Linked DNA regions of Homo sapiens: region 2 is linked to region 1. Evidence: chromatin contacts called from ENCODE Hi-C data. All regions are on one chromosome and are shown on one strand. Each heading gives the region's core, a stretch centred on a gene start or an enhancer-like site at or near the end of the contact. The rest is flanking DNA. Distances are from core to core; before and after follow the strand shown. Region 1 holds the start of MCTP1 (multiple C2 and transmembrane domain containing 1). Region 2 overlaps RHOBTB3 (Rho related BTB domain containing 3).

The links. Hi-C counts contacts between places; a loop is a spot of excess contacts on that map. Pooled maps may share reads with other maps.
Region 2: a loop to region 1 is called in a map of K562, with 4 times the contacts of the local background. The contact joins the enhancer-like site here to the promoter of MCTP1 in region 1. A Hi-C loop is called at or near these places in 1 of 168 maps with a recorded cell type or tissue (K562), 1 of 37 single-sample maps with no recorded cell type and 5 of 50 pooled maps.

The regions. Positions count from the first base shown.
Region 1 is chr5:95,282,617-95,287,090 of GRCh38, forward strand. It overlaps MCTP1 (multiple C2 and transmembrane domain containing 1), which reads right to left and starts at 2,478. Exons shown (of 23, transcript NM_024717.7): 1 at 1,240-2,478. The coding sequence starts at 1,959. RefSeq lists silencers at 1,567-1,686, 1,767-1,826.
Region 2 is chr5:95,779,005-95,783,478 of GRCh38, forward strand. It overlaps RHOBTB3 (Rho related BTB domain containing 3), which reads left to right. Exons shown (of 12, transcript NM_014899.4): 9 at 1,248-1,421. Among named protein-coding and RNA genes, the nearest start is that of GLRX, 41 kb to the right of the region's middle. RefSeq lists an enhancer at 2,241-2,290. Within about 2 kb of position 2,212, at least 23 of the 41 ENCODE cell types and tissues checked have a DNase peak (open chromatin) inside an H3K27ac peak, as active enhancers do.

The DNA.
Region 1 (4,474 bases), core at 1,228-3,727:
GTAAATGTATTTGGTCTTTTTGTCACTATTATCTCTACTTACTCTTCTGAGAATAAAATATTTTTCTGGATCATCAGGTGTTTGCTTACAGCAAGCAATTTTGTTTATTAAGGAACAAAACATATTCATATTCTGCTTTACTTTCTGGAGCTACACTAAGAAATCAGTCCATGAACTATAAAAACTTCCAACTGAAAGCCTATCTATTCCCGTATCTTACCCTTCAAACACAGCCTGTTTCTTTGTAGCTGAGCTTTTAATCTACTAATAACTAAAGTTTTAATGCAAGTGTCATTCATCTAACATAATTAATCAGAGTCAAAACAATGAGAAAGTGTAAGTAAACTAAGATATATTGGGAGAAAAATGTTCTTTAGGTCTCTGGCAGAGTGAAACTTCCAAAATATTTTCTAGAATTAAAATGATTTGATAAACATTTACAAAAAGAGCAGTGCCTCTTCGAAATTGAGGGAGTAAAAACGGCTATTCAGTGGGACACATTGTGGGTCCCACACATAAAATTTCTAGTAAAAGCACTTTTACAAACCTTGACTCTTGTCTGAGCAATCAACATGATGTATAAAGCAGCATACTTTAAAAAGCAAGTGCTTCAGGTGACTATTAAAACTTCACAAGGCTCATAGGAACATATGCATTTGACTAACTGGGAGGAGACGCTCCCGCTGTCCACTTGAAGGGCGGTGATCCAATTGCAGCAGGAAGGTTTAAGAAAGGGGTGCCGGATGCAGGCCTGAGATGATGCTTTCCCTGGCACAGGACCTCACATGTGCCATAATTTACCTCTCCACGTTTCTATTTCTTCCCGCCAGCCATTTGCTTCCAATGGTACCTCTCCACACCACCACACGTGATCGTAATTGTTTTTAAGTTATTGGGTTAGTTTTTTCTTTTGCCAAGATGAGATTTGGCTGGACATCTCCTTTCAGGAGAACTCTAAAAAGTACCCACTTTAGGTCTAACTTTTCATTGACTACTCAGAAAGCTTCTGGTGACAGGTATCATTTCTACCAAAAGTAAAGTCCGGGTGCAAGTCAGAACTCTTTCATCTTTGCTAAACCAGAGCGAGATGTTTTCTTTCGACTGTTTCATCTACTTAGAATTAATAGCATTTCTCCTCCCGCCTCCCGGCCCCCGCCCCCCGCTCCCCGGGTGGTGAACGCCTGAAGAGGGAGGCGTGGTCCCGCGCACCTTGTCTCCGGCCGCGCCACCGGCACTCACCTGGCTGCTGCCGTGCTCCTCGCCCGTCTCCGGGGCCCGAGACTCCGCGGGACTCCGCGCCGGCTCTGCGGGAGGAGGCGGCGGCTCCAGCAGCTGCTCCAGGCAGGCGGTGCCCGGCAGAGAGGAGCTCTTCTGGTGGCACAAGTGCGCCCCGGGGCCCTGACGCCGTGCACCCTCATCTCGGGCGCGGTCCCCCCTCGGGGGAGGCTGGGGCGAGGAGGACAGGGAGGATGAGGCGGAGGAAGAGGAAGGAGCTGAGTCGGGGGAGCGTCCGCCAGGAGGCGTCCCTCCCGCTGCTCCCGAGGCCGCCGCGGGCCCCTTTACGGCGGGGAGCAAATGCTCGCGGATCCGGCGGCGTAGCGTGGACCCCTGCTCGGCTCTGCCGGCGCCGCCGGGCTCCAGGGGCTCCGGCGACGAGCAGCACAGGTTGGGCTGCGAGGAGGAGAAGACTCGGTCCAGCACTTGCTTCCGCTTCTTGAAGCCGCTCCACCTGCTGCCTGCACCACTCCCCCTGGCCGGTGCATTCCCTGTGCCCACCGGGGGTGGCGGGGAGGGCGACGGGGTGTCCGCAGTGCGGCGCTCTGGACCCCCAGCGCGCCCGCCCCCGCCGCCCTTGCTCCTGCCCACCCCCAGCTGCAGGTTCTTCCAGAGCCGGGCCTGGAAGGAGGAGGACGCCGCCGGCGGCTCTGGCTCGCCCGCCGCGGCAGCCCGGGGCTCCATCCTCCACCCCCTGCTCCTCCTCTCCCCTCCTCCTCCTCCTCCTCCTCCTGCTTCTCCTCCCTCTTCGGCTGCACCTCCTCCCGGGTCCCCGCGGCGCTGGCGGTGGCGGCGGCGGCGGCGGCGGGCGCAGCAGCAGAAACCGGGAGTGCCCAGCGACTTCAGGCCAGCTCGGGGGAAAGAAGCGGCCGCCGCCGCCGAGGCTCTCTGGCCTCGGGACTCCGGCGCTGCCTCTTCCTCCCGCACCTGCTGGGGTGGGCTGGAGCCGTAACCGAATCCCGGCCGCGGCGCCTGCAAAGTTTTTCCCTCGAAGCTCCGCGGCTCCAGTCCACTGGCGTCCCCCAGGCCGCGCCCTGGCTCCCTCTTCTCTCTGACCGAGCTCGGGAAGCTGCACGCACCGGGGCGTGCGCGTCCAGCTGCGCCAGGGACCGCACCCGGCGCCCTCTGGGCAGCACCTGTCAGCGGCGGGGGCGGCTGCCTCCAAATTGGGCGCGCACGCGGCTCACACAACAAGGCGCGTCTGGCTGGAGACTCCGGGGACCAGCAGTCCCCCTGGGGCGCCCCGGGACCATCCTCCAGCTCCTAGGTGGGAGGGCCGGTAGGAGCCGGGTGGAGCTAGGTAGGGCCCGAAGCCAGCTTGCTCCCTAGGATCCGGCCACAGTTGCCCAGGCAGCTCGCTGTGCGCTGGCCGCTGGCCGCGCTGGCGATCGTCTGGGTCGGATGAAGCGAGCTGGAGTGGAAACTATGTGCCCTCGATGGGTCTCGTGGGGGCGCCGATCGTCCACACTGAGCGATGAACCCGACGGAGTTCTAAAGCTGAAGACGTCTGCCCCCGCCCCGTTGCGCTCCCTGGGTCCAAGACGAGAGTTTAATTTCTTCTGTCTTGACTTCATCCCCATCCACCCCTCCCTTTTCTTTATTTGCCTCTGCACTGGTCTCTTATGATCAGGTTCTAGCATTTCCGGAGTCTGACGATAAAGCCAGCCCTTAAGTTGCAGGGAGTTTACGGTGGACGAAGATGGGTGATGCGCACTGCCTTTGATCCGATTCGGCACGCACAGAATCTTGTTCTTTTCATTCAAGCGCATTTTTTCTTTGGTTACTTCATTTGCTTGTTGCAAGGCAAACGGAAAAGGCTTTTTAGCTCATTCAGACTTTGCTTCTCCCAAAGCTGCTCAGCCAGGGTCTTCTGATTCTGCTAGGAGAGACTTCTGAAAGGCCAGCAACACAATGCCTCTTTCGTCCTCCTAAATGGGGAAAACGGGAGAGTTCCCTAAGCTGCGGTAGCACACTGATCAGTCTTGTCTAGCTAGCAGTATGCTTTGGAGGTGTTACCAACCTAAGTTTTTTGTTTTGTTTTGTTTTTGTTACCTTTATAACAAATATTTATTAAGCACCTACTATATACCAGGCACTGTGATAGGCTCTGGGGATGCAGCTGTGAACAGGGCATCAGGGTCCCACCCACATGGAGCTTATTGTGAGGGTGAGGGTTGGGAGGTGATGCGAGACAATAAACAGAATTTCTAATATGCAAAAGTCCCATGGAAACAGTTAAGCAGGGTACCACATAACAGAGTGGCTACAGAGGAAGAGCTTCCAGACAAAATGCAGGACACCCAATTAAACTGACTTTCAGAGAAACAATGAATAATATTAGTATATGTATGTCCCAAATATTGCATGGGACATACTTATACTAAAATACTATTATTTATCTGAAATTTAAATTTAACTGGGTGTCATGTTTTTGTTTGCTAAATCTGGCAGCCCCATATGGAGAGGTTTTTGGTTTTTTACATTATGTGTACAGGGAGAGTCTCTCTGAGAAGATAAAATTTTGAGTTAAGACTTAATGAGGACAGAGAACCAGCTATTGACGGATCTGACTGTAGAATTTCAGGTAGAAGGAACAGCAGATACAGAGGTCCTGAGGCAGGAAGCAGCTTGACTGGGCATATTCAAGGACAGAACGATACCACTCCAAATAGAGTAGAGCAAGGTGGGTGGGGTTGGTAAGAGATGTAGTGAAACAAAAGGTCAGCTAAGGGAGTGGGTCCTATAGCCAGAGTGAGAGTCCATGTTTCCTCTAAATGAAATTGGGAGACATTAGAGGTCTTTTTTAATCGTGAGGGTAATGTGATGTGATTTACTAATACTAATGCCAGGTATTAATAAATAGCCTCACAGGGCTATTTTGAAGATTAAGTGGAAAAAGGACTTAGCTCAGTGCCTGTATATAGTTGATATTATTGTTATTTGGTAGACCCAGTATTTCCCAAGTATATGAATACTATGCTTTGGAAAAAGAGCAACGTGAATGGAGAAACACTGGGCTGCATTTAAATAATATTATTGAAATGACAAGATTATAGAGATGGATAGTGGTTGCCAGGGGTTAGCGGTGGGGCAAATGTAAAGGATCAGAATAAAGAAGTTTATTTGTTATGATGAGACAAATTTAGATTGTGGTGGTGGTTACATGAATGTGTGTTATACACAGGATAGGACTGCATAG
Region 2 (4,474 bases), core at 962-3,461, 500 kb after region 1:
GTGATTATTGGCTTTGGAAAAAGCCACTGGGCTTAGATGTAACTCTTTTCTTCTTTCCTGAGACAGGAGATGTTGTGCTTGGATTTAAAAGGGATGAAGAACCCAATAATTGTAAATGCTTTAGAGAAGACTATATATCCCTGATGAGTATGAGATTTTAGAGATGTGTGGGTAAACTCTTGGGCAGGGCTGAGTGGCTTGGTTTGGTTGGAGAGTTACTTCCTGGAATGCGACAGCTTTGTCACTCACACTGGCTGTGGTGTCTTCTACGAAAGTAAAAACTGCTCCAAAGCAGAGGTAGCTTTGTCTTCCTCCTCTTTGTGTCTTCAATTCCAAATGCAATGATTGGCACATGCTGATTCTCGGTAATAATCTGTTGAAGTGATCCAGGCTGAACTGAAGGCTGGCAGTGTGTATTCGTGGTTTTCTAAGGTGGTGGAAGTAGAGAGCCCTGGCCACTCACGGCCCTATCCAGCGCTGCCTTTGTGTGGTGCAGCAGTAGCTAGAGAGCCTAGCAAGCTTTTCCTAGAGAGTTAATTCAGTTCGGTGAGTTCAGTGAGCAGTATGGGCTGAGAGAGCCCTCAAAATTCAACGTAGCACTGGCTCTCCCAGCAGCAGGCATTGTTCAGGTGAGACAGAATGGTTGCCTGAGGAAGTAGTGTGCTGGGGAGACTGCAGGGATTAAGGTCATCCTCTTCCAGATTTTCATTAAGTCTGAAATGCTCTCCTTGGCTCCACAAGAGATCCTCTTGCTATTCCTACTGTGGTGTACGGACAGCTTATGGTTTACTTCTTACAGTTTCCTGTTTCAGATAAGGGGAAGCATGGCCAAGATGGTTCTGTGAGTCAGGCCCAGAAGGGTAATGGGGTTGTTTTCTTGGGAGGCACATGGGCACGGGTAGTATTATTAATATTTCAAGCCAATTGGAAAGGATTGATGTTTCATTATAAAAATATGAAGCAAAATACTTCATTTCAGTGTTTCTATTTCTGGAAATACAAACTAAGTAACAAATTGTTGTCTTGACTTGCAAATTGTTGGTTTCAAGGTCAACATCTGAACTTTCTTTATTGCTCCCTTTAAAATTAAGAAGTTTCTGGATTAATGGTAGTTATCACTCCCAAATTCAGATTCTGCATATCAGCCTAGCTGTCCCTAATGTGGTAGTCTAATTAGAAGGAAAATTGCTGGAATAACCCTGCAGGTTTATCTCACTTGTTTCTTGTTTCCCTTTTGAACCTTTCAGGTACGACAGTGCCAGCCCACAGGGCCATCCTGGTGGCCCGTTGTGAAGTGATGGCAGCCATGTTTAATGGTAATTACATGGAAGCAAAGAGTGTCCTGATTCCCGTTTATGGTGTTTCCAAAGAGACTTTCTTGTCATTTTTAGAATACCTGTACACAGACTCCTGCTGCCCAGGTTAGCAATACAAATGTTGATAGTATCTCAGAATTCTTTCTTTCCTTGCCACCCATTTTGTTAAATTGCACTCTGTGGAATCTATTTTCATTTAAGATTTATTAGTTGACATCACGGAATGTACTAAGCAATTAGAGGTGGTGCTGGAACAACAATGAATTTTCATTCAGTTCAAGTGGAAGTGCAGTGATTGGGTGCCTTTTATGGGTCTCCGACGCCGGCACAAGTTCACATGTCCCAGCCAGCACCTACAGCATGGGGATCACTGTAGGCAACTAGAAATGGAGGTGTCTTGTGGTACCCATGGCTACCGTAATTCTAGAGATCGGGGCAGATTGTTACTTGGAGCGCTGTCTCTTCCACAAGAAGAGGAGGGTTGCGCAACTGCTTTGATGTCTGTGACTTCTGATTGGGGCACTTTTAAGGACTTTCAATATTCTGAGACTTTTTTGGTCTTCCTTCTGCCCAGAGGATGTGGGATTTGTAAAGGCCTCCTTCTGACTTCTGCTAAAGTCAGAAACTCCTCAAACTGACTTCTCTGAAAACTTTTCTTGAGATGTTTAGAATACCCAGTGGACTGTAGGATTCATTTCCAAATTCACTGACCAAGGACTATCTTTGACCAGGAACCAAACATCTGTGACAGCTCTAGGTTGGAACAGATCCAGCAGGGTTCTTCTAGCTGGAGGCACTTGAAGAAATAGCAAAATTTTTTCTACAGGCCTGGAGCCTTGCTTGGGATGCTGGCAGGGAAGCCCTCTGTGAGTAGTCTTCAGCCTTTGGCCACCAGATGGCTCCCACCACAAGCACAACTAGATTCGGCCCCGTGGAGCTCAGTTCAGGAGCCTGAGACCTTGATTAGAGAACCTGGTCAGGCACCCTAATAAACATAAAAAGCAAACACACATTTCAAGCCAGACCTCTCTTCAGATTCACTGCTTTAATTTTTAGAATGGAAAGGTTTCTTACACTGGGTATTGAAATAAGTTTTAAACAAGTCATGAGCCCTCTAGTGAAAGATTTTAGAAGTTCAAAAAGAAGCAAATGTATTTGTGTTGATTAAATTAATTCTGGGCTTGCAGCTTTCTGTAGAGTATTTTGGAGCCAGTTGCAGTTGTTTCTGTCAGTGTTAAAGACTGACTTACGGCCAGGTGCCGTAGCTCATGCCTGTAATCTGAGCACTTTGGAAGGCTGAGGTGAGCAGATCACCTGAAGTCAGTTCAAAAACAGCCTGACCAACATGGTGAAACCCCGTCTCTACTAAAAATACAAAAATTAGCTGGGCATGGTGACGTGTGCCTGTAATCCCAGCTACACGGGAGGCAGAGGCAGGAGAATCGCTTGAACCTGTGAGGCAGAGGTTGCAGTGAGCCAAGATGGCGCCACCACACTCAAGCTTGGGTGACCGAGTGAGACTCCGTCTCAAAAAAAGACTTAGTATTTTTGCCTAATAAAAATGAAAGCATTTGTTCTTTTTGGAAATAAAGCTTATTGTTTATTATTTCATTGTTGGCAAATCTGTATATTAAATTTACAAATTGACCAGATTTGGAGTAATAGGAAAATTTGATTTTCAGTCATCCTCTCACTCAAGTAATTGAAGCTGCTAATATTAAGTTTTACCTTGCTAATTAGAAAATATTACAGAGGAAAGCAGTAATAATGATAGGATTTTTAAAAATTGGCAAAAGTGTGTTAGGGAAAAATGAGTCAAAATGAATAATCAAAAAGTTAAGCCAGATACTGGAATCTGTGCATTGGGAAGATCACAGAAGACAGGTAATGTTATTATGTTAAATATTCACCATACACAGTGTTCTTGGTTCCATAGCTACAAAAGAATGTAAGAATGTAAGGAGGGATAAGAACGAGAATTACATGAAAAACCAGATTTCTAGGGAAGTATTGAAAAAACCCCCAGCCAAATTGGGTGGTTGCCAGGGGCTGGGGAAAGGGGGAAACAGGGAGTTAGTGTTTATTGGGTACAGAGTTTCAGTTTGGGAAGAAGAAACATGTTCTGGAGATGGTGGTGGTGATGACTGCACAGCAGTGTGAATGTACTTCATGCCAATGAATCATATACTTAAAAGTGGTTAAAATGGGCCGGATGTGGCGGCTCATGCCTGTAATCCCAGCACTTTGGAAGGCCGAGGCAGGTGGATCACAAGGTCAGGAGATCGAGACCATCCTGGCTAACACGGTGAAACCCCGTCTTTACAAAAAATACAAAAAAAATTAGCCGGGCGTGGTGGTGGGCGCCTGTGCTCCCAGCTCCTCAGGAGGCTGAGGCAGGAGAATGGCGTGAACCCAGGAGGAGGAGCTTGCAGTGAGCCAAGATCGCACCACTGCATTCCAGCCTGGACGACAGAGTGAGACTCCATCTCAAAAAAAAAAAAAAAAAAAAAAAAAGGTTAAAATGGTAAATTTCATGTTATGTTTATTTTATCATAATAAAAACAAAACAACAAACCAACCAACCAACCTGAAGACTAATGTCAAGAAAAAAAAATGGCAAGGATCTAGTTTAGCTAACGGAAAGATTTACCAGATAGTCCTGGAATTAATTTTTAAGGGCAATTATAGAATCACCTTTTCTGAAGAATTAAAAAAAAATAGATTCACTTCTGAGTATGAAGGCTTGGATTCTTTTTATTTTTACTTTTTTATTTTATTTATTTATTTTTATTTTATTTTATTTTTATTTTTATTTTTTTGAGATGGAGTATTGCTCTATTGCCCAGGCTGCAGTGCAGTGGCATGATCTCCGCTCACTGCAACCTTCGCCTCCCAGGTTTTAGTGATTTTCCTGCCTCAGCCTCCCCAGTAGCTGGGACTACAGGCGCCCGCCACCACACCTGGCTAATTTTTTTTTATTTTTAGTAGAGATGAGGTTTCACCATGTCCGCCAGGATGGACTTGATTTCTTGACCTCGTGATCCGCCCACCTCGGCCTCCCCAAGTGCTGGGATTACAGGTGTGAGCCACTGCGCCGGCCCTTCTTTTTAAAATGGAATAATAGGCCGGGTGTGATGGCTCACATCTGTTATCCCAGC